7 separate regions of the Homo sapiens genome follow, and regions 2, 3, 4, 5, 6 and 7 are each linked to region 1. A link is a loop called in an ENCODE intact Hi-C map of the cell type or tissue named here. Cell type or tissue: PC-3. All regions are shown on one strand. Region 1 overlaps LOC107984449. Region 2 has its middle 42 kb from the start of LINC02375. Region 3 overlaps LINC02405 (long intergenic non-protein coding RNA 2405). Region 4 overlaps LOC124903050 (a long non-coding RNA gene). Region 5 has its middle 15 kb from the start of LINC02375. Region 6 has its middle 12 kb from the start of LINC00944. Region 7 overlaps LINC02405 (long intergenic non-protein coding RNA 2405).

Region 1 (4,000 bases):
GTTCAAAGGGGGAAAAATTCTGTCTACGCTGCTGCATGAGTAAATGAAACAAGAACATACTGGAAGGAAAAGTTCTGAGAGTAGGAAACTGAGATTGCAGGCCTGCTATCCTAAAAGAACTGTTTATAGCAGGAATTTCCAGGAAGTTTGGAGAAATGTCTGAATTTCTGGGACTCAATTGCAGCACTTGCTTAACAATAAACATTGCCTTCTTTTCTGTGTCTTTTCCCATGCTGAGGTATCTCTGGGGATTGGGGTATGTTACTGAGACTTTGGCATTGCTGAGTTTTTTCTATGCTGTTTCCAGGATCCTTTTATGCTCATGTTGCATTTGTGTGTGTGATAGTGTAGTAGATGGGCAGCCAGGGCTAAGTCAACACATTTATTTCAGTTTCTTCATTTCAGAGACAGTCTTTTATTTGAACAATGAAAAGTAAATAGAAACCAGGCAACTTTTTTGGAGCCACATTAATATATTTTTTCTCATGAGGTTTCATTGTGAGTCTAATAACTGTGTAGAGATTCACGACTCCAGCAATTAGCTTCTGGATATTTCTTTCAATCTGATAGTGTAGTTTGCCTGGCAGTCAGATCGATAGCTTGGGGGTTGAATGCAGCCTTCAATTACTTCTACCTGAAGACCTGATCTTCAATTCTACAGTGCTGATTAGTGTATGTATTTCATTAGAACATTAGTGCTTAAAATTCACATTCATCACGGCAGTGCCTGGCTGTCCACAGGTTAAGAAGGGGAACGGAAGGCAAAGCTTAGAAAGAAACCCTTATCTTGACTTGACTTGAGTCCACATCTCTCAACTGTCTTCCATGTTTTTTTTTTTTTTTGTTTTGTTTTTGAAATGGCGTCTCGCTCTGTCACCCAGGCTGGAGTGCAGTGGCGTGATCTTAGCTCACTGCAAGCTCTGCCTTCTGGGTTCACGCCATTCTCCTGCCTCAGCCTCCCAAGTAACTGGGACTACAGGCACCTGCCCCCAAGCCCAGCTAGTTTTTGTATGTTTAGCAGAGACAGGGTTTCACCATGTTAGCCAGAATGGTCTGGATCTCCTGACCCCATGATCCACCTGCCTCGGCATCCCAAAGTGCTGGAATTACAGGTGTGAGCCACTACCCCTGGCCCTTCCATGGTTTTCAATACATCCATCTGATCACTGATATTTAAGTCCCACAATACATTCTCCGTGGAGTTGCTGGAGGGATCACTTAGAAAAATAAATCAAGCATCATCTCTCCTCCGCTTGAAACCCTCCAGAGCCTTCTCCTTTTGATTAGAACAAAATTCAAACACCAGCCTCGGGGCATGAGCTGACTTGTTCTTTCATCTTGTATCACCATCTTCCCCTTTGCTCCTTACCTCTCAGTACACTGGCATCTTCATGTGTGCCAACCACAATGAGTCATTTTAGACTGGGATTAGAACAAAACTTCAATGACAGCCCAGCTCCCCTCTCAGCACTTAAGTCTTCTGGGCACAGGTGTAACATTTTACTTTCTTTTTTCTCTTTTCTGGCATGTTTCCTACTCTTGTACCTTACACAAGTTTTCTAAATTCAGAATACAAGTGGAATACGGCGTGTAGTAAAATTGCCCTTGAAAACCTCTTAGAATAACTCTAAAGTATATGGTGCAAAGGGTTTTGTTGCATACATAAGATGTTCCCTGTAATAACTATGCCTCATGAGGGATGAAAGTTACCAAGATACAACAAAGAAAACAGAAAAGCTACAAGCAGACATTTGTAAAATCAAACCATTCTTCCTTTCACATCACTATCAAATCTTTAGCTGTCAATGAGTGATGGTAAAAATCCCCAGGAGTCTCAGCCTGCTTTCAGGATTTACTTATTTTCCTTTAACACTTTTAGAGCCTAAGTACATGTTCATAGATTTCCTTGTTGTTAGTATTAAATGAGATCCCAGGGTAACACCTCACCCACGGATTAAGTATTCATTCCAGCTAATAAATGCACTTGTGATGTTGCAATACGCTCTATAGAAGATGCTCAACACAGGTGGAGCAGGAAGTTTTGGCCAAACATCAGGATTTTCAAAATAAAGTAACAGACCAAAATGCAGATTTTCAAAGGAATGTCTGAAAATTTGTTCAATAATGCCTAATGCTCTTCAACCTTTTTAAAAACATAAAAAATGTCAGGAGGAGGGAGCAGATGGGGAAATCATGGGTTTCAAAAGAGAGGAGATATTACCACCAGGTGGCAGGAGCGCACCCGTGGTTATCCACTGAACTCTAGCATAGCTACAGACAGAGGAGGTCCCTCACAGCACCAGCTGGTCCAGAGGCTGTGGTGTGTGGCCCATCACCCAGATAAAAAGGAGGAGAAGGGAACTCCTGGGTTAGGTGAGACTCACCTGTCCAGGTGATGTTGTCCTGCAGCCCAGTAGGGAGTCTCTGGGTCAGAGACCTCCAAAGGGCAAGAGCCATCTGGTGGGCTTTAGAGCTCCTAAGTTTGTCGTTATCTATGACTAGCAGATGTTGGATGCAGTTTGCAACGTATACAAAGCAGGACAGTTCTAAATGGTTAAATACCAGCTATGTTGGAAACAGTTGGATGCGTAAAAATTTGAATCTGGCTCTGGTATGCTTTTAAATGCTAATGTGTCCCAGGCTGCTGTGAAGATGGACACAACCTAGGGGCCAATATCCAGATGCCATTGTAAAAAAATGGAGGAGATTGTAAAGAAAAAAACAAACAACTCCTCGATGAGCTCTGTAGTTCCTAAAGTGGGGAGAAAGGGGAGATGCTACTTGCTTTATTTACTGCTTGATGGACCCTTGAAGAGCTCGAAACAGGAAGACACCATGGATTGTGATATGATCCCTGCCCCAGAGATATGCAGGTCTTAAGGAGGCCTCGTTACCTGTCTGGTGGCAGAGCTGTCTGGGGGCTGCTCTGTGAGGAGAGACCTGGGTGCTCAGAGTGCCCCAAAACTAAGAAGGCCATGTGTACCTGTACTCCAGGTGTGCCCAGTTCTAAGGAAGCTAGGTCTCTTATTGCCCAAATAGGGAGACTTTTGAAAGTGAACAGGAGAATATTAATAATTATGCCAAGACACCAGAAATTGCCTGAGACAGTTTTGGGAAAACTGGAATGGATGTCACCCTACACATGCAGCATGGAAAACCAAGCTGGAGCCTTTGTGAGCGAGCATCTATGTGGGGTGGTTGGCAGGATGAATAGAAGCAGGCAAGGAATTGGGGGCAGTAAAAGCAAATTATTCCTGAACCAGAGGAATTATCACTGGGGTCCAGCAGGGAACCATTGAGAAATATGTGAAAGTACCCATAAGAGAAAGCAGCAGCCTCTACTAAGGCCAGAGAGTAAAGCCAGCTTGGGAAGTTAGTGATGCCTCTAGGATCTTTACTGTCCCCTCCCTCTTTTCTCTCTTATTCAACCCCTGGAAGGTGTGAAACTGACGGACAGGCTGATGGAAGGGTGGGTGTGGGAAGAGAAGAAAGAGAGAATGGTTATCTTAATAAATGCTGAAAAACACACATCATTGACCAAAAAAATGTTGAGAAAATAAAAATGGTGGGTATAGACTTTAATTTTTTTTTTTTTTTGAGACAGAGTCTCGCTCTGTCATGCAGGCTGGAGTGCAGTGGTGTGATCTTGGCTCACTGCAATCTCTGCCTCCCGGGTTCAAGCGATTCTCCTGCCTCAGCCTCCCAAGTAGCTGGGACTACAGGTGCGCACCACCACACCTGACTAATTTTTTTATTTTTAGTAGAGACAGGGTTTCACCATGTTGGCCTGGCTGGTCTTGAACTCCTGACCTCGTGATCCACCTGCCTTGGCCTACCGAAGTGCTGTGATTACAAACATGAGCCACCGCGCCCAGCCATAGACTTTAATATTAAAAGCCAATAGTTTACATAATGAGGGGACCCTAGAAGGACCTCCACCAAGATCATTAACAAAGCAAGAATATGAACAAATTTCACTATTATTTCACAATGTTCTTGA
Region 2 (4,000 bases), 270 kb after region 1:
GGGAGACGGAGGCAAGTGGATCACCTGAGGTCCGGAGTTCGAGACCAGCCTGACTAACGTGGAGAAACCCCATGCCTACTAAAAAAATACAAAATTAGCCAGGCGTGGTGGCGCATGCCTGTAATCCCAGCTACTCTAGAGGCTGAGGCAGGAGAATCACTTGAATCCAGGAGGCGGAGGTCGCGGTGAGCCGAGTCATGCCATTGCACTCCAGCCTGGGCAACAAGAGTGAAACTCCATCTCAAGAAAAAAAAAAAAAGTTGTACATATTTAAAATGTACAATGTGATGTTTTGATAAACATTTACACTGTGAAATGATTAAGACAATTAAGCTGACATGTCCATCAACTCATATATTAATAGTTAATTTTTTTGTTTTTTGTGTGGTGGGAATACTTAAGCTCTACTCTCTTAGTAAATTTCAAATAAACAACATGTTATTAACTACAGGCACCATGTTGTTCATTAGGTCTTCAGAACTTACTCATTTTGTAACTGCAAGTCTGCACCGTTTGGCCACTAACTCCCCTTTTTTCCCCATCCCACGACCTCTGGTAACCACTCCTCCACCGTTTCCATGAGTTTGACTTTTTAGATTTCACATAGAGGTGAGATTATGCAGTATTCGTCTTTCTTTCTTTGGCTTATTTCACTTAATATAATGTCCTCCGGGTTCATCCATGTTGTCTCAAATAGCAGATTTCTTTCTTTTTTTTAAAGGCTGAATAATGTAAATTGATACAGCCATTATGGGAAGCAGGATGAATGTTCCTCTAGAAATTAGAAATAGCACTACCATATGATTTCCCATTCCCACTTCTAGTTATATATCCAAAGGAAAGAAAATCACCATCTCAAAGCGATCTCAGTACTCACATGTTCCTTGCAGAATTATTCACAAGAAATAGAAATGACCGATGTGCCCGTGGACGGATTAGTGGTAAAGAAAATGTGATCACACACACAGACACGCACACACACACACACACCATATACAATGGAATACTCTATTTTTAATGAAACACATCAACTCTACTTTGGATTTTTTGTCTTCTTATAATCATAAATAAAAACGAACACTTTCACAAATAGAATACAACTTATAGAGTAGGATTTCATTGTTATAATGTCCACGTGTCAGTTACTTATCCATGCGTCTAATGGTCGTATTGGAGGGCGCTGCGCTTAGAATTTTTTTCTTCCTAAGTTTAATAATGTTATAACGAGCATGCATCATTTTAAATAAAAGTAATAAAGCCTCTTAAGATTTTGGCTGAAGCAGGTTGCCAGGAGCCAGGGGTCAGGGGCTGCGCTGAGCGCTGGCTCGGGCTGCAGGAGGGAGGCTTCATTTGCTCACACTCAGGTGGAAACCGGGAAGGCCTGGAAATCGCAGGTCCTGAGGACGCGGCGAGTTCACGGAGAGGACCTGCCGGGCAGGGGCTCTGGGAGCCTCCGCGGGGAGGGGAGGGCGCGCGGCCGGCGCGGCCACAACCCGGTCTGCGGCGCCATCTAGCGGGCGCGCCGGGACCGTCGCCCACTAGGCCCTTTTCCGGAGGAGAAGCTGATGCCAATCAAAACGCCATCTCTACTCCTTGTCAAAGTCAAGTCATTTAGCGAAAGGCCTAATGAGCTCTGCAATCAGCTACGCAAGAAAAAGGAGTGTTTAGGAACATTCCCTAGCTGTTTCTCTCAGGCGGGGATGATGTGCATCTGGAGTGCCCTGGGATAAGGGGTGGGAGGCAGGGCAGAGAGGCTGTAATAGACACGTCTCTCCTAATGGTCAGGGACCAAGCCACCCTTCTCATTAAATCATTTCAATTTCACCACTACTCTTGAGCTCCTCCTTTTTAAGCACACTGAAATCCTAATTTTACAAAAGTTGCTGTCATTTATAATATACTTGTATCATACTGTACATACATAATTTCCTCACTTAACCCTCAAAATAATTGTTCTGGGAATTCTATTACCCATTTTGCAGGAAAAAAAAAAAAAGGCCAAGACTCCAGAAAGCTGAGGATCAGGTCTGAGATCATAAGGCTTAAGTAACAGGTGAGGCAAGATTTAAACCAAGAGATCTTGACCTCACTTAACCACAAGCATTTCCACATTTCTCCTGCTGTGGAGAAGAGATTGTTCCTTATTGAACGATACAGAAGGAGAGAAATACGTTGGGGGCAAGGGTTCAGGCTTGGCATTTCTTAGCAGAATCTCAGAATTAAAGGAGACTGCGGTGCAATTCGGGAGCAAGTTGAGCTCTTTCACTGCTCATAAACACGTGCTTATTTATGACTCGGCACTGTGATTCAGTAATCTAGTTCACCTGTCAACAGTAAAGGTGACTTTTTAAAGAAAGTTACTGCTTCAGAATACAGAATTCTGATTATTTTACCACCTTTAAGGAGGTGTAAAACAGCAGCATAAAATCCTTCACATCATTGTCCTCAATTTTGTGATTCAGGGCTTATCACCCAACGAAGCAGAACAATTCCAGGGCAGAAGTCTCTGATGGATGTGCCACACGACAGCTGGTTTTTGTGTGTGTGTGTGAGATGGGTCATAAATATTAATGGTATTGACAGAGTCTAAAAAATTTGTCATTTCACATCCCTGCCATTGAAGCACCCGGAATTCCACAACTTTGTTGCTCTGACTGACAACCACCCCTGTTTCTTTCCTGAATTCTCTTAGTTGGGTCTATTTTTCCCTTTCACCTTCAGAAATTATACATCAGCAAAGGTTTTCCCAAATAGTTGCAGGTCAACTGAACCAAACATCTTAAGGTTTTTTCCCTTTTTCTTTTCTACTTAGCTGATGTCAACCTGCATTCTGGGATCAATTCTTTTGGGCATATATATATATATATATATATATAACTTTTTTTTTTTTGAGAGAGGGAGTTGGGCTCTGTCAACCCAGGCTGGAGTGCAATGGCGTGATCTCAACTCACTGCAACCTCTGCCTCCCGGGTTCAAGTGATCCTCCCGCCTCAGCCTCCCGAGTAGCTGGGATTACCGTTGCATCACCACACCCGACTAATTTTTGTATTTTTTTATAGAGACGGGGTTTCACTATGTTGGCCAGGCTGGTCTCGAACTCCTGACCTCACGTGATCCGCCCGCCTCCGCCTCCCAAAGTGCCGAGATTACAGGCATGTGCCACTGCACCGGGCTGCCTCTATATTTTTGAATGTGCGTTAGGAAATGGTGTAACATCTGATCCCTGTTGTGGGAACAGTTTGGTAATCGGTTCCCTGGAAGGGCTCACTGGTGCTCGTGTGTGTTACCTGTGAGTAGTTGAATTGTATTGGATCCCATAGAAAAGCTGCGGTCCACTGAGCGGTAACTGCATACAGCGACATTTACAAAGTGCATGCCCTTAAATATCACCCAACAAAGACAGTTATTGCTGGTCATTTGAACAGCGTATTCACTGGCTGGTTTGGGGCAGGCAGGAAAAGAAAGTCGCTGAGACAAGAGGGGTTTCCGTATGACGAATGGAGGGAATCCAGTCAAGGACCCAGCAGCCTGTAAGCCTAACAGCAGTTTGTTGATTAAAAACGACATGACAACAAATCACAGAAAGCCGCACTCCCCCCCTCCGCCCCCCAACACACCCACGGGCTGCCCTCTGCTCATGAACCACATCCATTTGTGGTTTCTTCTCCTCTGATGCTTTCTGGGTTTTCTTTCTTCTCTGGGGAGGTCAGCTTTGTTCGTGTTACACAGGCTGCGTTTCTCTGACAGGAGCTGATATTTACTCGGAGAATTTTTCTGCCAAAGCACGGAAGTGTATATGGCTTTAAATACCCATTGCTGGAACCTGGCAAGTTTGAGGGTGTGGTGGTGGTGTGTGTGTCATGATGACTCTCTTGATTTACTGTGAAATTGGCTCTGGAATGACAGCAAGTTATTAAAGCTACTGAAAAGAGTAAGACCGGTGTTGGTAGTCCTTTTTTTTTTAACTCATTTTTTTGTTAATTTTTATTTTTATTTATTT
Region 3 (4,000 bases), 180 kb before region 1:
TCCCTGAACTCTAACCTAGTGTTTCATAAACTTCACATTTTCACAATCAGCATTCCGTGTTTCAAAGATAGATATTCACTTTATATCTAATGTTTCCCAAAGGAAAAAAAAATAGTTTACATTATCTGAGACTTAAATTTGTGTTTGTGTGTTGTTGTTTTTTTAAAACTAATGAGAAGGTCAAATACTTTAATGATATCCTCATATCTCTTTTAATTTATATTTTAAAATTCAGGGCCTCAATCTTGCTCAGGATGCAGTGTAGTGGCACGATCATAACTTGATGCAGCCTGGAACTCCTAGTCTCCAGTGATCCTCCCACCTCAACCTCCTGAGTAGCCAGGACTGCAGATATACACCACTATACCCAGCTATTTGTTTAATTTCTTTTTTGTAGATACTAGGGTGTGGCTTCAAATGCCTTTAAGAAAGTTCAGTCTTCTCGGCCGGGCGCGGTGACTCACGCCTGTAATCCCAGCACTTTGGGTCGCCGAGGCGGGCGGATCACGAGGTCAGGAGATCGAGACCATCCTGGCTAACACGGTGAAACCCCGTCCCTACTAAAAATACAAAAAATTAGCCGGGCGTGGTGGCGGGCGCCTGTAGTCCCAGCTACTCGGGAGGCTGAGGCGGGAGAAGGGCGTGAACCCGGGAGGCGGAGCTTGCAGTGAGCCGAGATCGCGCCACTGCACTCCAGCCTGGGCGACGGAGCGAGACTCCGTCTCAGAAAAAAAAAAAAAAAAAAGAGAAGAAAGTTCAGTCTGCTCTAGTGAAGGTTATGTGCAACCTTTCTCAGAGTTGAAAACATCTTGAATGCTACTGTCTGCCTGGCAAATAGCTTGAATAATCATTGAGATAAAAGCAAAAGACTACAACTCGATACAAACTATTTGCCCCAAAGTTACACCCAGAAACTCAAAGCATTAAAACAAATCCCCAGTGTTTCTACTTTACGTACGTGGAGACATTATATAATTTTAAACTTTTGATGAAAGCACTATAATTTTAAAGCATATACCACAAAAAGTCATAACAATCAAACTGAAAGATTGATGTGTTTATTTTCAAATTAAATAATAGGATTTTTTTTGTAGCTTTCTGTGACTCTGATTTACATTTCTCTTGTTTCACTAAACTTGGATTTTCTTCCTCCATTGAGTGTCTTTCATTAAAAGTGTTCTTATCAATAGCACTAGGTTAGAGCTGAGGGAAATTTGCAGTGTCATAATCTGTAATTATAGGGAATTAAACTTCTTTGGCATTCAAACAAAACTTGTCATTGACAAAGTCAAATACCTGTCACAATTTTAACCAGCATTAATTGTGACTTACAGGTTGTTTGGAAGAACATAACACAAAAGTAGCAACTGGGGCTCTTTCCACAGATGGAGTAAATTTATGACACATTCGGTATTGACCAATTATTTATAAAGTCTATTAAATTTGTCAGTGCCGCTGGTAGGAAAAGATTTATTAAAACAACTAATGTAAAACGCAATGAAATAGCTTAAGTCTCCTTATGAAATATTAATATCCATGAAATCTGGTAATCATAAGCCTGTATTTGCAATTTTGTTTGTGGATACTCTTAATTCAAGTGGTTGGTTGATAGGGGTTTAAGCTCTCATGACCAGGAGCACCCAAAGCACAAAATGAAAAGAGCTTCTGAGAATAATAAACCTCAAATTCAGAATAAGGATTCTCTCATAGCAAAATAGCACAGTTTGGGAAGAGAGCTCAATAGGTTTGAACTCTACTTGCCCTATTACTAAAATCATTTTGGCCTGTCAGTGTTTCTACTTATTCTCATTCCTCAAAAGGGATTGTATAAAGGACTCTTGCTGGCTTAGACAAACACGGGTAATAAGGACACCCATTTTCCAAAATGAGGTGATAGGCAACCACTTGCAAAGATCGTTAGTGAAAATTATGAGAGCATAGAAAGGTTGATAGAAGAGTCCAAGTGTTTACACATTTCTTTAGAAAGTCATGTGTGTTCGTCAGTTCGAGTGTTACCCTACCTCGGGGTAGCTTGGTGGGTTCTTTCCTCATAATCAGCAAAGTGGAGGATGCAGTTTTCTCATGATGTCATCAGCTAGAGGATGACACTGAGATGAGAATTCAAGTGCAAATAATTTCTTTGGTCCGTATTATCAGAAAACACTGTAGGAATGTGAAGTAGTGAGAAAGAAAAGGGAAGAAGCTTTTAAAAGGAGTGCTATCAAGCTGGTCACCACTGTGGGGCAATCAGAGCTTAAACTCAGTGAGGAACATTTGGAAGGAGCATAGAATACACACCTGAGAGTTATCTTCCCTTGACAATAGAGAAATGAAACTAACGTATTCATCCACCAATTCGTGGTGACTCTTGACTCTAGGCATAAAGTAGGCATCCTGCTTGTTTTTCATTGTTTCTTCTGCAATGTTACTAATCACTGTGTTTTGAAACTCAAATTTCACCATTACTGTCTATCTTTGTCCTACTTATTGGTAGATGACACAAATGTCCTCCTTCCTCATGTCATAAAGCTTTCAATTCTTGGCTCCCCCTCCCCCTCCTCAACACTCTTTTATCATCATTCTTTGTGGTTCCAGTTTTCACACAAATAATCCTTTTACATGCCTGTGCTTTCAGTTTATTTACCTCTCTTTAAACAACGTTTTCCTCGATCTCGTATCACTTATACAATCTCAGAATCATATCCTAGACATCATCCTTGCCCATGATCATAATGGATACAATTTTGGGGAAAAAAGTTTTAAAGTAATACAGTATATTTGTATTGGATTAAAATGTAGAGAGAACATTTGGACAGCAGTGATCTTTCCAAAGTGTCACTCAATCATATATAAGGTAGAAATTGTAAGAAAAATTTTGCGCCCTGAACGAAGCATTACATATTACATTTTAGAAAAAGTCTGCATGTCACCATATTCTGCTACCAATAAAAACATTAATGTAAATAAACACATTTAGATAAATATGAACATTATGTTCTCCTTCAGCAGTTTCTCCTGCTCTCAGTCTCTGGCATATTTTCTAAAATGTTTTATCAAAATGTAGGCATCTGCCACTGTTTCTGATGGCCAGATAAATAAGCAGTACTAGGGAAAAAATTCCAAAACAGTGATAGGTGCACTTTTTAAAGAAAACCATTCTTATGTTGTTTTGTAGCTGAAATTCCATTCTTTTACTTTAGAAATTCATTGACTATGTCAGAAAGAAGAGGAAGAAATCAGTTGGAACCAAATGTTTGGCTTAGTTTGTGAGAAAGAGAAACAGTAGGTAAAAACTGAATATGTGGACCACGCACAGTGGCTCATGCCTATAATCCCAGCCCTTTGGGAGGCCAAGACAGGTAGATCACTTGAGGCCAGGAGTTTGAGACTAGCCTGGCCAACATGGCAAAACCCCATCTCTACTAAAATTACAAAAATTAGCCGGGTGTGGTGGTGTACACCTGTAATCCCAGCTACTTGGGAAGCTGAGGCAGAAGAATTTTTTTAACCTGGGAGGTGGAGATGGGATTGCAGTGAGCCAAGATTGTGTCATTGCACTCCAACCTGGAAAACAGAGTGAGGCTCGGTCTCAAAAAAAAAAAAAGAAAGAAAGAAAGAAAGAAAAATTGAATATGCAGCCCTATGTATAATAAAAGGGGTGCATGCATTAGCTTGCATCTATCACATGGTATTATCTTTGTATAATCCTGTAAACACAGATCATAGAACTGAAAGAATGCACCCACAGTGTAATTAATTAGGGGAAATTCAATCTCAAACCAGAACCAAGTGCCTCTCCTAGTATTGATAGTTTTACTATCATAGGTAGCCTGGAATTAATACATGAATCAGTTTTCAGACCAGTTAACTCAGAATTGAACATTGTAGCGTGCATATGCATCTTACGTAATGTGGCCAGGTGACTGCTAGCCATTTGGTAGCCACGGTCTTCACATTCTAGAAATCGCATTGACCTTGTGTATTAAATAACAGATGCTGT
Region 4 (4,000 bases), 190 kb after region 1:
GAGACAGCTTGAGTGTCACACTGTACTGCAATGGAAAGTAAATGCCAGCACCCAACGTGCTCTCACCATGCTAGCTGCTTCCATGTGTCAACTTGACTGGGCTAAGGAATGCCCAGATAGCCAGTAAAATACTATTCCTGCATATGTCTGTGAGTGTGTTTCTAGAAGAAAATATTATTTGAATCAGTGGGTTGCATAAAGATGACCCTCATCAATGTGTGCAGGCATCCTCCAATTCACTAAGGGTCCAAATAGAACAAAAGGGTGGAGGAAGGGCAGGCTTGTTCTTTCTGTTTGAGTTGGGACATCCACCTTCTACTCTGAGATGTTGGTACTCCACATGCCCAGGCCTCAGACTCAGACCAGAACTTATGCTATATCTGTATACAGATATAGATAGATATGTATGTGTGTACACACACACACATATATATACACACACATACACACAACCCATTAATGACAGTATGTGTGTGTGTGTATATATATACTCTCTTCCCATGTGCACACACACACACACACGTTATACACACACATGTTATTAATGAGTTGTCCAGTGTGGCTGCTCTGATGTGTATGGGGCTGCTCCAATGTGGCTGCTCATTAATGGGTTGTCCAGTGTGGCTGATCTGGTGTGTATGTGGCTGCCGCAATGAGGCAGCTCATTAATGGGTTGTCCAGTGTAGCTGCTCTGGTTCTCACATGCCTTACCCTCTCTAAGCTGAGGTTTCTGTACGCAGAATGTTCTGAGTTGGGTCTGGAGATCCTGCAAACAGGACACTAGGAAAGCTGAAGAAGGCCCAGGCTATCTGAAGCTGTCACCTCCCACCAAACCTCCCTCATCCAACCATGTCTTCTGGGGAAAACCTCAGACTCCCAGAGGCTAGACAATTCTGTGGCCCCCCTCAGTGCATCAGTACAGGATGCTTTGAGGCAGCCCCAAAAGACATCATGCCGGTAAGTAGTCTCCTTTCCCTTGAGTATCCTGGGAAACTGGGGGTTGGGACCCCAGCCCTTATTTCTCTGGATCCCCCAGGGTCTCCAGAAGAGAGCCACACCCATCCTAGAGATGTGTCTAGTCAACAGCTAGTAACTGGGGGGACGAGGCAAACCTCTGTGGGAGGGTTCATGGGGAGACAGTGCTCGGGAACAGTGTTGGGGCGTCTACGGAAAACTATGTTCCGATGGCCACACTCAGGGCCCTCTCCACCCCTCACTCCTCGGCACTCCCTCAAGAGCTCCTCTTCTGTTTTCTCGACTCCACCATTCCCAGTGTATTCATCTACATGAAGCCTCTGTCTGTCTTCCTGAACTCTGATTCTCTTCGTTCTAGTACCTGGAGGACCTAAGCCTCGTGTTTCAAGGATCCCATCACTGGGTTTGCCTTCCTTCCCTCGTTTTGTTTTCCAGCATCAAGCTTGGCTCACACCTGTGCTGATCTCCATCCATTCCAGCCTCAGGGTATTTGTGCTGTGATCATGGCTAGGCGGTCTCTTCCCCCTCTCCCACTCCCCACCCCCATCTCACACTCACCTTATCACTGATGCCTCTCATAGTCACACCTGAGATTCCACTCCATCATTCCACAAGTGCCTATGCAATCCTACCATCTCCTGATACTGTGCACCCAACACAGGGTTCTCCAGGAAGAGCCCAGGTGAGGATCCACAAAGCTGCTGCTTGATCCCTGAGCTGCATGCGTAGGATAGCAAAGATGAGGACAAATGCAAATGAGGCAAAGGAAGATGAGCCATGAGGCAGAGCGCTGTGTTACACACCAGCTCCCCCTGCAGGGCAAGCACAGAGAGGCAGCAGCCTGCTCAGCGGGCCATGCATGCACTTGGCACGCAGGATTTCTGTGGGGTGTGGCACCGCCCAGGGAAACCCTGGCTTAACCCTGGCTTAAGGAGGAGTGTTTGTGTGCCCATCTCTCATTTTCTTTTGAACAGAGTCCCTCCATTGGGACTGCATTTTTCTGCACTTTTGGTTCTTCTCATCCAGCCCCTCCAGTGATCTCTCAGGATGCAGAGCCCAGGCCTCTGCGAGGAGGTATTCCACCAGCAAGGAAGAGGCAGAGGTTCCAGAAACTCAGGTGTGCTTTATGCACACCTGAGAGGTGACCATAAAGGAGGCTCAGGGCTTCTAAGGGAAGTGGCTGGTTTTGCTCTCACAGTGACTGCGTCACCTTGGGAGGCGGGGGATGCAGGGTGCAGCCGCAGCCGTCTACACACTTGTGTCCAGAGCCCTGGGCCAGGCACTGTGCATTCCACGGGGCCCATCACAGCCCCTGCCTACATGGGTGGATTCTACTGCAGGCCTGCTAAAGTGTTGTCTTGCAAAACCTCATTGAACTCGTGCGGCAATCCTATGAATGATTCATATTAGTGTTCCCATTTTACAGATAAGAAAACTGAGCCTCCACGACATAAGGAGGTGCCAATTCAGGTACAGCATAGTGCTGCGGGGGATTAAGCTAAGGTTCACTAGAATTCAGTGCCCTCCAAACCAATTAGCCCTGCCTCCTGTGCACATGTATTTCATCAAGTTTGAGATCACACTGTGATCATTTCGCCTGAGTCCCTCAGGGTGAAAGTGCTGGTTCTGAGTGCCTGAACACTTAACATTTCTATGGGGACTGCAAAGTGACTTCCAAATGAATGTGTCAATTTGCACAATGAACATCAGTGTTTTGCTGGATTCTTAATGACAGTTCTCTCACTTGGCTTTGCCCCTCTGGGTGTTCATTTGTAGCATTTCACACACACACACACACACACATACACACACACACACTAAAATCAAAGTGGGCAAGGCATTGCTATCAAAACATGAAACAGTCCATTCAGCCCCGGCCTTCCAAGCACCTTAAATGCCTGAACCCCGCATCCAGCACAGGATGGCCTCCAAGCCTGTGTCCCTGCTTGGCTTCAGGAGGCCGCACTCCCCGCCCTGCAGTGCCTGAGACTGGGCCTGTCACTTTCTGTAAATGCTTGTGCAGTACACAGTCCCTTTTCTGGATTGTGGAACTGCACCCTGGCTCTGTCTCCCTCTCTCTGCCTGCACTCCTCCTGTAGCCTGGATCAGTCTGGACAGCTTCCAAACACGCCCCCTGTGTCCAATCTGGCTCCTATAACATAAGCCACAAGGCATCCAAAGTGGTGATTTTAAAACTTAAATAAGGTCATAACATTTCCCTAATAAAAACCCACAAATGACATCCCAATGGACTGAGAATAAATGCCAAGCCCTCACCTCTCGCTTCTCCTACCTGGCCCTGTGTGTGCTGGCTGTTCATGACCACCTGGCTGCTTCGACCACTTCCCCTTGTGTGTCTTCTCCAGCCATGCCGACTTTCTTTCCCTTCTTCAAACACACTTCACTAGTCCCTACCCTCAACTTCAGGGGCTTCTCTGACATTTTCTGTCCCCCTCTGCTTAGAACACTCTTCCCTAAATTTATTTACGTTGTCAAAGGAGTAGGATGAGATAATGACTGATAGTACTGGACAGTCACCATAGTCCAGACACTGATAGATGTGTTTAGTGCTATGAACTCATCTATTCTCCACAATGATTCTTTGGGTTTGGTGCTATCGTGATCAATGCTTAACAAACGAGGAAACTGGAGCCTAGCGAAGCAACTTGCCTAGTCACACAGCTCTTGGTGATAGAAGGACGACACAGGCCTCAGCTCTGTATTAAATGAGAGTGCAAAAAGAAAGGCCTCTAGTCAAGCTCTGGGGCTATAGAATAGTTCTATGCTGTCCAGTGGAGAAAGAAGGACAAAGAAGGCTGTGAATGAACAGACAGGAGTAGCAGCAGAGCTTCCATGAGGGAGGCAGCGGTCACCTAGATTGAGGTCTGCTGAAAAAGCAATTGTATCTTCAGTTATCTGAGCAACATATGGGTCCCTGGTGACTTTATCATAACTGTATCAGCAACTGGCCGGACTAGCCAGGCTGCTGTGGGGTGAAGAATAATGAGAGGTGAGGAAATGATAA
Region 5 (4,000 bases), 250 kb after region 1:
TTGAAAGTTTGAATTCATGAACTAATGAACTGCTTAACAGAGTTACTGGCCTCGAGTACATTTTCAACAAGTGGTAATAGTTATTATAAGTAATAATACTACTTTGCCTCTTCCTCAGAGGAAGAGGTCTTAGTCCTGGTAAAATATATAGGGACCCACTTATGTTAAATGGTTCCTGTTCACCCACCATGTCTCTGCAGCAGTAGGCAGCCCTGGCCTGTACTTGAGAAGTTAGTAGTACTCTCTAAACTGAGCTCCATCTTGGCAGGTAACCCACAAGCTTCCTAAGGACCTTTGCATGAGAGGGGCACTAGGTAGCTTTGGCTTTTCACATCCTGTGCCCTAATGACACAGAGATAGTCCCAAGCTTCTCAGGACCCTCTTGCCTTGCAGCCAGCAATTGCATATTCCAAACTGCCCTGGGTAAGCACCATCATCCACTGTTCTACAGTGCTATTTAGGACCCAGAACGAGTGGCCTCATCCACAACTGGGGAGGGCCTGCACGGGTCTTTCATGTGCATCATCTGACACTGTTGATGAGGGCATCATTCTCTAATCCAGCTATCCCCTGCTCCCTGTGCTTAGGGAAATGAATTTCAAAGCCAGGACTGCTGGTGGCTTCCTCATAAATGGGCAGTTCCAGGCTCTGGGCCATTCTTGGTCCTGAGAAGCCACAACAGTGACCAACCTATATTCTTTGGTTCCAGACCTTAATGAACTGTCAGGATTTAGAAAGCCCACATATTCACGGAAGAGCAGATATCATTTTCTGGGTGGTTAAGTGGGCCCGCCAGAGTATCCTTGTTTTCACTAAACTACTACTAACGTCAAAAGAGCCTGAATCTTTTATCAAGCTGTCAGTCCTCACTCTTTCCTTTCCCTGCCTTGCCCCACATCAGAACCCACAAGCAAAAAAGTCTGTGCACTGCTTCTCGTGGTGCTGGCATGAAGTTTGAACCACGTATGTCCTGGCAACACAAGGAAGCCCCATCCTAACCAGCATATAACCCAAGCTGGCCATCTATTTCTGTGCTCCCAAAACATTTATGCAGCTGCTTGTAAGCCTGCCCTGATCTCCTCTGAAAACTTTGTTATGTAGTAAATCTTGTTATTCCTTCCTGCTTTGTGTGTGTTGGTGGAGGTGGAGGGAAGTGGGGGTGCAACCAGCGCCATTGCCTTAATTTTAGGAAAGTGATGGGTTTCTCACTTCCACTGTTGGGTCAAAAGGCTACTATATGTCTGCTAAAAAGGGATACTGGAAAATGTTAGAATTATTAAATACACAGTACAATCCAAAGGAGTGTCTGTTCTTTACCAATCATAAAGGTTGAAAGACAATTAAAGTTTTCTCTCTACATGCTTCAGTTTTATTTAACACTGGGCTTGTTCACTGTGTGAACTCGTAGTACCTTCTGGGATGATTCTTCTCAACCTGGGGACACCCTCAGCCTTCACGGCTTTCCTTGTAAGACTCCACCGGACCTGAACTATCCAACCTCTGATGCAGTGTTCCTCTCAATGTTCAGAGCTTCCCCGGAGCCCCAGCAGACCTGCCCATACACCCACTCTCTGCTCTCATAACACCCGAGACTGGCCTGGTAGTGACCGCACTACCACAGTAGACAGAATTGCACTCACATCGTCAAGTGTGTTCTTGGTTGCTTCGTGTCAGCCTTCTGTTGGATCATAGGGACGGGGCTCTTTGTTCCTTTTGCTCTCCATTCCATCCTGCAGCCCAGCCTTGGGACTGGCGTCTACTAGATGCTCATTTAACATTCATTAAATGTTGTTGAATGAATGACTGTTCTGGGCCACTGCAGGAAATAGTACATTCCCTAAAGGGTATTCAGTGCAGAAAAGCTGCACTCTTTAGGGACTTGGGAGCTTTGGCTCTTTAGGGACTCGGAAGCTTTGGCTTTTCAGATCCTGTGCCCCAATGACATAGAGATAGTCCCTAAAGAGCCTATGCAAATTAGAAAATAGTGCCTTTTCCATCCCTGACAAAATTGTCCTTATATATCAATTTGGGTAGAACAAGACACTTTCTTGCCATCTTTTGTACAGCTGTCCTACTAAATTCATACATCTACAATGTCTAGGATGTGAATTACATTGCCTTAAACATGTCCATGGGCAGTGCACAACCTGCACAACCTTACTCAGCAGTCCTGAGTGTGTTCAGACATGCTTAGGCTGGGCGGACACTCAATTGGGACAGAACCTGATCCTACTGCAGCCAAGCTGGATGGCCCTGTGCCCCTCCACTGACCTCTACTGGAGGAATGTGCTCATGATTCCCCAGGCCATCCCTATGTGGCTTTATCTACTGAGACATTTTACATTCTAAAACTGTAAAATGGATTTCAAGTAAAATCACACCAAGTAGCTACTAGCTAGAAGTTCATCCACATCGTGAGGTTAACCCATCATCCAAAAAGCAGATGCCACAAATCTTTTAGGGAAATACAACAGTGACATTCTGGGAAAAGTGAGCTGAGCAAAGGGAGGAAGCCCCTTCTGGTGAGGGAAGGCATGGGGGGGATCCAGGGAGTATGATGAGGTGGCTTTTGCAAGGCGACTTTTGGTTTTCCTAGGATGGGATTGCATCATACAATGACTCTCTGGGGTCAGAACTGTGCTTTGTCTAGATCACGGCTCCAAACTATGCTGCCCCCATGACGTGATTAGACACGGAGCGAGGCTAAGGCAGCTCCACCCCTGCCCTCCCCAAAGCTCAGACCATAGGGCACCCCGCTCTTCATCTCTCCTGAGAAAATGTGCAGTCATTCACGGTGACCCGTGAGCCTCTAGGGATCCAATACTCTGCATTAGTCCAGGAGAAAAACACAAGCAGGTGACTTTCTTCATCTGCATTTTCACCAGGAGTTTAGAGTCAGTTACAGGCAATAAGGTGCCATTATCTAATATAGTGGTCATTATTTTTTTTTCTCATTTTTACCTGAGGAGAAAATTACACAGGTTATTTTATGAGGTGAAGTTTTAAATGATCTTTGGTATTAATATATAATACAAAGTGACAGCCTCTATTACTGCAAGGAACTGAAGAGAAAATTGGAAGTTTACTTCTTACAGAGGAACCTGGAGGCCCATAGAAAGGCAAAGGAACCATTTGTCGTTCTTGACAGAAATAGCTTTTCTCTCATTTGAAGACACAGACTTTACAGTCACAAACTGAACTGTGGCCATTCATTTAAAAAGTCTTATATAGACACGCAGGTTTGAATATGATTTTCAAAATCCAAATTTTTCCTGAAAAAAAAATGCTTCCACAATGCAACATCCAACATTATTTCCACATTTTTACACATAGGATACTTTTGAATTTCATAAATGACCCCATTTTTAAATTTTAAGTAATGCAGTTCATTGAATAATTGTCAGTACTGTAGGTCAGGAGTTTAAAAGGAACCAATAGTGCCTATTCTATTTAGTAAATATCTTGACAAGCCATAGAATCTCTGTTGCAAATACTAAATTCTGTTGTAGCTGAAAGCAGCCATAGGCAATACATAAAAAAAGAGACATGGCTGTGGTCCACGTATTAGTCCGTTTTCACACTGCTATAAAGAATATTACCTGAGACAGAGTCATGATAAAGGAAAGAGGTTTAATAGACTCACAGTTCTGGCCGGGCACAGTGGCTCACGCCTGTAATCCCAGCACTTTGGGAGGCGAGGCCGGCGGATCACAAGGTCAGGAAATCGAGACCATCCTGGCTAACACGGTGAAACCCGTCTCTACTAAAAATACAAAAAATTAGCTTGGCGTGGCGGCTTGCGCCTGTAGTCCCAGCTACTCGGGAGGCTGAGGCAGGAGAATGGTGTGAACCTGGGGGGTGGAGCTTGCAGTGAGCCGAGATCACGCCACTGCACTCCAGCCTGGGCGACAGAGCAAGACTCCGTCTCAAAAAAAAAAAAAACAAAAAAAACCACTCACAGTTCTACCTGACTGCGGAGGCCTCAGGAAGCTTACAATCA
Region 6 (4,000 bases), 320 kb before region 1:
ACAGTTGGTTTAGCTTAAAAGTCAGAGAGGAGGAGGAAGAGCCCGCAGTGTGGCTTTAGCAGGATTCAAAGGCCAGTGTCAAAAAAAGTTATGTTCTACTTCTTCCCTTGCTGGATTTTTCAAAATCTACTGATGAATGGCTTTTTTTTGGGGGGGGATACCTGTCTCTCTTCATTGTCATCACCCATCAATGTCAAAGTCAGTCATCAGTCTACAAGTCGTGTCTGTGATAAGAAGTTTCCCATAATGAAATGTATACTTTCATATACTTTTTCCCATAATGGAAAGTGTTGCTTATAGGTGTTCACTGTGTATGCTCTCCATTCACCCCTTCCATAAGCACTGTACTCCCTTCTCAAATCTGGAAAAGATTAAAGGTTGAGACAAGTTGACTAATGGTTTTGCACATTATAGACAAGCTCGTTTCAGGCTAATGAAATTAAAACAAATTCAATAATGATACTTTCTGTGCAGAGCTCCTTGTAGTTTCTAATGTCCTTTCTCTTACTCTGTTTTCTATTGTGTTACCAAAGATTGTATGAGGTTATCACTGTTATCCCCAAATTCTAAAATGCAGGTGGTCAAATCATTAATCCATGCCATGTACTAGTTAGAAGGAGCATAACCACATTCCAAGATACACCCGAAAACTCAACGGATGGCAACACTCCATAACGTAGCACAAGGGCATGTGTGGTTCTTGCATGTTAGTATATATGTGTGTTCAGAAACAGGGAAGAGAGCTGTGCATTGTGACTCCAACACGAAATGTTGTGTAAGTCCCTCATTTAATAGAGCAGAGTCTATTTTCCACAAAACTATGAACTACATAGCTCACCCCGAAGGAGAAACCCATGAAGTAGGATTTAGTTACATTCTTCTGCAGTTTGTTGATAATTATTCTTGTTAGAATGCAGCAATGTGGAAATGCATTTCATGCTGTTTCATGCTGGGTTTTAAATTGCCTCTTTAACATGTTCGTGTTTGTGTCTTGAAGAACCACATTCACATCACAGGCCTAAGACCACTACCTTCAGAAAGCCTTGTGTGCAAGGTAAACCTTTGGCTATCATCTGGAAACTAGGATTTTAAGAGGGTTCCCTAACTGATATGAGGGGTTTTCTGTGCCTAAATGTCTGCACAGTGTTGTTTATGCTGAAAACCTGCTTTCCTTCTGGGAGTCTGGAATTTTGGTACATTCGAGGCAGATAATGTGACCAGAATCCGATGCAACCAGTGAGCTCATTCTGAGTCTCTAAGGGGCTTCCCTGGGCAGAACCATTACATGCATATTTCAGCACTTTTGTTTCTAGGAAACAACGTTTCTATGTGACCCTCTTGGGAGAAGGAGCATAGGAAGCCTTCACGTGGTTGCCTACAGACTGCATCTTGTTTCCTTACGATCTCACTGTGCGTCCTTCCTGCATCTCTGTAATATTTCTTAGCTGGGAGAACCTCTCTATATTGGGTCTCATGCATGCTTCCAGTGAATCTCTGAACATAGGGGTAGTCTTAGGGGCCCCTGACATTGTTCTACAGAGCAATTGGCTCATTCCACGAGATGGTGCTGGTTGACTTACGACTTGACAGCAGCAGTGGCTTCATTTGGGCTCAGGAAGTTACCTGGCAGGTGACGAACCTGGGGAGTGAGCTGGTTTTCTAGCATTTTCATCAGGCAGACGACCTGCGGGCACTGTCCTTTTTAAAATGGTAAGAGGTGTTTGCTTTAAAAAGCAGATGTTACAATATTTTTTCTTTCATTTTCACAACAATTTTTTTTCATTTTTTACTATTAAAAAGAACATTACATTTTTATACTTTGCCCTTTCCCATGTGCCTAATGCAAGTTGTTTAAACAGGAAAAATACACTTCGGTAATGCTCAATTTACTGATTGCATCGTGAGAGCTCCCTGGAAACTATTAAGTTCTTCTATTTAAATCCTTCTTTCTTTGTAGGGGTTACTGAACTGGTTCCCCTAGACCCCTTGTTTTCTATGTCCTCAATTTGCCTGTACATCAAGACTGAATTCTCTAGTTAGTAAAGATGGGTTCATCGGAATATATCGTGGCATATGGCAGATGCAGCAACTTCCTAAACCTAGCAAACTGCTTCTGGGCAATCAGCTTGTCTCTGAGAATCTCCTGACCTCTTGAGGACTGGAAATGCTGCAAATGCAAATACAGTTAAATAGCTTCATTGGGCACCCACCAGCAGAGGGCGAAAGGGCCCCAGAGTCCATATAACCACGTGTGTTTCTGCTTCATGGGCCTGAAAATGACCAGATTTCTTCCCTTGAGCTTGGCTGAAGCTTCATTCACGACCAGGCTTAGGAGCTACATCTGAGAACAGAGTGATGGATCAGGCCCCAGCATCTAAAATGTAGGTGCTGGTCAGTCACAGGAATGATAAACCCATGGGATGTCTCGCGCTTAAATTCCTTTCGTCACACCTAGAAAATGTTCAGATTTCCTCTGTCTTGGTTTGTCTTCCAAAGCTGAAACGAAAGAATGGGGTACAAACCTAAATTACCCTAATGGGATCATTAAGAGTATGTGTTACTCATTCATAGGATGTTAATGGTAACTTCCCCCAATTCAAATCAATCTGGAAATACAAATATGACTTTCTTTGGAAATAGCTTCTTTGCTAATGTAATTAGTTCAGGGTCTTGAGATGAAATTATCCTGGCTTTAGGGTGATTCCTAAATTCAATGACTGGCACCCTAATAAGAAGAGGAGAGAACATATAGAGACATACAGAAAAGGCCAGGTGTGGTGGCTCATGCTTGTAATCCCAGCACTTTGGGAGGCTGAGGCGGGCGGATCACCTGAGGTCAGGAGTTCTAGACCAGCCTGACCAAAATGGAGAAACGATGTCTCTACTAAAAATACAAAATTAGCTGGGCGTGATAGCACATGCCTGTAATCCCAGCTACTTGGGAGGCTGAGGTAGGAGAATCTCTTGAACCCGGGAGGCGGAGGTTGTGGTGAGCCAAGACTGCACCATTGCACTACAGCCTGGGCAACAAGAGCGAAACTCTGTCAAAAAAAAAAAAAAAAAGACACACAGAAAAAAGAAGTCCAAGTGACAATGGAGGCAGAGATGGGAGTGACGATTCTAGGAGCCGGGAAACACCTGGAGCCCCAGCAGCTGGACAAGGCAAGGGAGGACCTTTCCTTAGAGGTTTCAGAGGGGGCCCCAAGGGTGGAGTCACAAAAGTGAGATTTACTTAGATTTCTATTTTCCCTTTAATTTGCTCAATTGGGATAATATTTTCTTGCCTGTGGATGAAAATAGGCAGATCCATGACTTTTTATGACAAAACACAGCCTCAATTTAAAAATGATTCACTAATCCCAATTCTGAGCTACAATCAAAGGACAGCATTCTTCTCTTCTCCCAGCTGAAACTCTTTTGGTAGAAGTAGGCACGGTAAGTCTTTCTTTTTGCCCCTCATCATTGGCCTCAAAGTTTTCTCTCCTGGCTTGGAGACTGAGGGTTCTGAGTTTGCAGAGCAGACACAGAGGAAGGGGAAGAGATGTTGGGAGGGACAGGAAAGATGAGGTCACAAACACAGGTGTCAGCTGGCATCTGTGTGCTCCCTGGCCTGGGAGGCACTGGGTGGGGTACTGTCTTTTTTATTTTTATTTTATTTTATTTTATTTTATTTTATTTTATTTTATTTTATTTATTTATTTATTTATTTAGACAGAGTTTCACTCTTTGTTGCCCAGGCTAGATTGCAGTGGTGCGATCTCAGCTCACTGAAACCTCCGCCTCCCAGGTTCAAGCGATTCTCCTGTCTCAGCTTCCTGAGTGGCTGGAATTACAGGCACCTGCCACTACGTCCAGCTGATTTTTGTATTTTTAGAAGAGATGGGGTTTCACTATGTTGGCCAGGCTGGTCTCAAACTCCTGACCTCAGTGATCTGCCTGCCTCAGCCTCCCAAAGTGCTGGGATTACAGGCGTGAGCCACCGAGCCTGGCATTTTTTTTT
Region 7 (4,000 bases), 82 kb before region 1:
AATCAAATAAGTGTCCAACTGATAACTAAATAAAATAAATGTGGCATATATATGCCATGGGATACTACTCAGCCATAAAAAAGAACAAAATAATGTACTTTGCAGCAACTTGGATGGATGGAGCTGGAGGCAATTATTCTAAGTGAAGTAACTCAGGAATGGAAAACCAAATACCACATGTTCTCGCCCATAAGTGGAGCTAAGCAATGGGTAAGCTAAGGGATATAGAGTGGGATAATGAACATTAGAGACTCTGAAGGAGGAAGGGCGGGAGGCAAATGAGGAATTAAAAAGGACCTATGGGGTAAAATGTACATCATTCTGCTAACTAACAGGCATACTAAAATGCTGTAAGAAGAGCAGTTGGGGGCAGGGTCAGCTACACTGAGAAGCTTCCTGGGGCAGCTTTTCCCCAGCAAATGAAAATGTGTCTGTAATCCAGAGACTGTTTTTCCCTCTGGGGTGACCTCTCTATCATGAAAATCTGCCACCATCATCACCCATAAACCTGGTGACATTATTCCATTGTTGCATTCAACACAATCTGTTCAACCAATGCTCACTGGATGGGTGGTTGGACGGGTGGACATGTCTCTATCACATCACTGGGCTGTGATCTCCATGACGCCAGAAACTGCTGTCTTCACTGGGGTCGCTTCCATAATGAAAATCTGCTGCCATTATCACCCCTGAATCCTAGAGTACATTTCCACTGGCCCATTGCATACAGTCAGTACTCAATCAGTGCTTTCTTAATTGGTCAGTAAAAAGCGGAATCAACAGAAAGGGAAATGAGCTCTGGTTTTAGGAATGGCAAGAGGAACAGAGATAGGAAAACACACACAGCTCAGCTCAAACCTTCACCACAGGTCCACGTGTTCATCCTTGTGTATTAGCATCAACACAGTGACAGGAAGCCAGGGCTCTGCAGGGTGCAGAATTCCATTCCTAATCTGTAAAGACTGTAACTGAAACTTAGATGAGTAAAGGGACATTATCTAAGGTAAGTGGTGAGTTAGTCACACACCTGGGTTTAGAACCTGTGGCTCCAAGCCTCATCCACCTCAATGCTTTCTCACATGGGCCACATTCATTTAGCCAACAACACTATGAAGCCTGTGTGTTCTGTGCTACGAAAACTCAGATAAATAAGACACAGTTTTAAGTCTTGTCTTCAAGTCTCTAGGTTGTATTTGAGAATTGCATCAGGAATTTATATATTTGGAATTCATCATTTTCAAATATAATGCATATCAAACTGAGCCACCAGATATGAAAACAAAGTTGACTCCAACTCAATCTGAAGCTAATCCAGATTTCTAGTTGTCTGGCTGCTTTCACTTTTAGTTGAATGACTGACGATTACTTTAAAACTCATTTCACCTAAAACAAATGCTTGATTTCTAGCACTTAGGGAAAAATGTTCATTTGTGCCTTTCACTTGATTTTTTTATTAATTACAGAAGAAAGAATTATTTTAAAAGAATAGTTTTATGAAAAGAGTAATTCAGTCATATCCTAGAATTGTACCAATGAGTAATCATTGAAAAATATTCCCAGGCATGGCTCTTCTGCATTGCCTGGTGAAGTATTTTTGGTAAAACCTGACATTTTGATCAACTGAATTATAGATTTTGAAATTGGAGTATATATAATACTATCTATGGCCACAAGGGGATACAATGGCTCTATTACTAGAGGAGGGAAAATAGAGCTGTCTTTTAAGGCAAGACATGAAGGCACGAGTAGCCTTCAAGACCAATGGCATAATAACCACCTACCATCATGCCCACACTTCTATCAATAAGAGCTTGGGAATTCATTTCAGTTTTACCTTCCTGTTTTGCTTACTTTTTTAACTGTGCATCTATCTGTGCCCACGTACATTAGAAGTCCATTAAAACAGAACAAACCAAAACAACAGCAACAACAAATAAACAAACCAAAAAAACCTCCATCTGATTCTAATTAGAATTTCCCATAAAACTTTACACACTGTTCTCTCCAGTTTCCATTTTGGTCCATGACAGCTCTATCATTCACAAAACCACTATAGTGGCCAATGCAGCTTTTGGCTCTGACCTATGGAATGAATGAGGGTGGAGTTTGTTTTACCCACTATGGCACTTCAGCAAGATGGCAGAGCAGACACCCATTTCTCCCTTCATGCCGAATTGATAGTAGTAAGAAGATACCAATTTTCTTAACAGGAGAGAAATCTCCATTTTCATCCTTGATCCCTGTCACCCTTTCCCATTTCTCTATCTATTGAATGTTTTCATGCAAAGCTCTGCATCTGGCTAGATCGGTTTAGAGAAGAGCTTTCCTAAGAAACAAGGGCACAAAATGCCCACATCACTGAGAGATATACCCAGAGCTGTGTTACAAAAGTCACTTGTCTTGCTTTGAATCTACTAAAATTTACTTTAAACTGACAGGTGATTTAGCGGGTGTGGGGAAGGGAGAATGAGCAAGCAGTGACCTCTACTGCATTTCAGCCAATAATTAAAGCATAAAAACTTTCGTCAGTGTTTACCAAAATAATTCTTTGTGTCTGCCATTTTTGACCCTATAAGCCAAACAGTGCATATGTTGTTATTCTCTTATGTGTGATAATTATTCATTTACAGAGTGGATGACTGTGGGAAAATAGAAAGAAATGAATGGATGGAATTGAAATGAAGTGATCTTCTCATTATGATTCAAAAAGGAGTTGACATACGATATGGGCATTTGTACATTTCAGGGAAAAATTAAAAGGAGTTGAACTTCACCATGAATTACAGATTACCTCTAAGTCTGTTGTATGTTTTTAGGCACCAACTTGTCTTCTGGCAACACAACACTTATCAGAATAAGTTAGGCATGTGCACGTGGGTATTTCATAGTGACTTCCACCTAGGCCGTCTGATACTAAGACGTGAGTGGCTCTTTAGTGAAAGTAGAGGTAGACCACTGACAATCAGGGACCTCCTCAGCATCACCTTTTCACCCTCTGCCTTGGAAGACTGATGCCTTTAGAGACCTGTGTACTCACAGGACATAAACATGGTGGGTTGGCGTCATAACAGAAGAGAGTTTGCTGAGTCCAGGATTCTCTGTGCAATGTAAAGACACACAGGGCATGCTAACATTTATTGTAAGGGAGGGTGACAATTCCCCTATATGCCTAAATACAAAATAAAACTTTCCCTCACATTAACGCTGAGAAAAATAGTGCGTGTTATGTGCTGACCTCCCAATCACATTATTGTTTAACACAAAGTACATCTGGGGGAGACCAATCAACCAGAAACAACCTCTATTGGTGCTAATGTTAGATTCTAAAGGAAGTCTACTCATGCAACTAGCGAGAAAAGGGATGAAGGCACATAGTAACGATTTTGTCATTATTCTTACAGGCTGGTAGACCTTGAAGTTTAGTTTCCTACCTGCAGTTTAAGATCCTATGAAAACACAATGTGGTAAGTAGCTGCCAATATAACATTACACAACAACAACCAAAAAGACCTTAATGCAATGCAAATGGATACAAGTAGTTTAGTTTATTTTCAAAACAAGCACTATATATATATATATACACACACACACACACAGACATACATATATACATATGTGTATATGCATGTAATTTCAATACATACATATATGTATACACATGTATATTTCTACATTATGTATGCATATATGTATATATGTATGCATACATAAATATACACACACATATACATATGTATATATGTATATATGTATACGTGTGTGTATATGTATATATGTATATGTATGCGTATATGTGTGTGTGTATATATATACACACTGTGCTTGTATTGAAAATAATATATATGTATTTTTCTCTTAAAACACATAGACAGAAGTGAATATGATGAATTCTGAGCACCCAGTCAGATAACTCCATGAGTGATGAAGAAAGCACTGAAGTCTAATACGTGAGCCAAAACAATATGAATAAAATTGTTTCTTTAATTAAGTGGAAAATTAT

The links. A loop is a pair of places that touch in the nucleus more often than their neighbours do. Peaks named below come from ENCODE experiments on the same cell type or tissue, not always from the same donor. Only the 100,000 strongest peaks of a DNase experiment are listed, where the experiment ranks them.
Region 2: it touches region 1 in a loop (7-fold over the local background); 67 of 110 quality-filtered maps call a loop at or near these places.
Region 3: a loop joins it to region 1, with 10 times the contacts of the local background. A loop is called at or near these places in 4 of 110 quality-filtered maps.
Region 4: a loop joins it to region 1, with 3 times the contacts of the local background. A loop is called at or near these places in 63 of 110 quality-filtered maps.
Region 5: it touches region 1 in a loop (11-fold over the local background); 7 of 110 quality-filtered maps call a loop at or near these places.
Region 6: a loop joins it to region 1, with 5 times the contacts of the local background. A loop is called at or near these places in 3 of 110 quality-filtered maps.
Region 7: a loop joins it to region 1, with 10 times the contacts of the local background. A loop is called at or near these places in 3 of 110 quality-filtered maps.

The regions. Positions count from the first base shown.
Region 1 is chr12:127,106,565-127,110,564 of GRCh38, forward strand. All of the region lies in intron 1 of LOC107984449, which reads left to right. Among named protein-coding and RNA genes, the nearest start is that of LINC02405, 48 kb to the left of the region's middle. In PC-3, a CTCF peak has its summit at 2,208 (motif pointing right); DNase peaks (open chromatin) are centred at 1,397 and 2,237; H3K27ac peaks cover 1,500 bases.
Region 2 is chr12:127,379,752-127,383,751 of GRCh38, forward strand. No RefSeq gene overlaps it. Among named protein-coding and RNA genes, the nearest start is that of LINC02375, 42 kb to the left of the region's middle. RefSeq lists a silencer at 1,413-1,522. In PC-3, CTCF peaks have their summits at 1,534 (motif pointing left) and 1,745; DNase peaks (open chromatin) are centred at 1,500, 2,140 and 3,790; H3K4me3 peaks cover 1,676 bases; H3K27ac peaks cover 679 bases.
Region 3 is chr12:126,924,129-126,928,128 of GRCh38, forward strand. The region is part of intron 4 of LINC02405 (long intergenic non-protein coding RNA 2405); the gene reads right to left. Among named protein-coding and RNA genes, the nearest start is that of LINC02372, 51 kb to the left of the region's middle. In PC-3, a CTCF peak has its summit at 2,247; a DNase peak (open chromatin) is centred at 2,253; H3K4me3 peaks cover 796 bases; H3K27me3 peaks cover 1,798 bases.
Region 4 is chr12:127,291,925-127,295,924 of GRCh38, forward strand. All of the region lies in intron 1 of LOC124903050 (a long non-coding RNA gene), which reads right to left. Among named protein-coding and RNA genes, the nearest start is that of LINC02376, 9.6 kb to the left of the region's middle. In PC-3, a CTCF peak has its summit at 1,789 (motif pointing left); a DNase peak (open chromatin) is centred at 1,777.
Region 5 is chr12:127,353,005-127,357,004 of GRCh38, forward strand. No RefSeq gene overlaps it. Among named protein-coding and RNA genes, the nearest start is that of LINC02375, 15 kb to the left of the region's middle. In PC-3, a CTCF peak has its summit at 2,294 (motif pointing left); a DNase peak (open chromatin) is centred at 2,267.
Region 6 is chr12:126,782,302-126,786,301 of GRCh38, forward strand. No RefSeq gene overlaps it. Among named protein-coding and RNA genes, the nearest start is that of LINC00944, 12 kb to the left of the region's middle. In PC-3, a CTCF peak has its summit at 2,213 (motif pointing right); a DNase peak (open chromatin) is centred at 2,220; H3K27me3 peaks cover 1,793 bases.
Region 7 is chr12:127,024,069-127,028,068 of GRCh38, forward strand. All of the region lies in intron 2 of LINC02405 (long intergenic non-protein coding RNA 2405), which reads right to left. LOC105370063 (a long non-coding RNA gene) reads left to right here. Exons shown (of 6, transcript XR_007063518.1): 5 at 3,402-3,464; 6 at 3,869-3,969. Among named protein-coding and RNA genes, the nearest start is that of LINC02405, 34 kb to the right of the region's middle. In PC-3, a CTCF peak has its summit at 1,667 (motif pointing right); no DNase peak of the experiment used is centred here.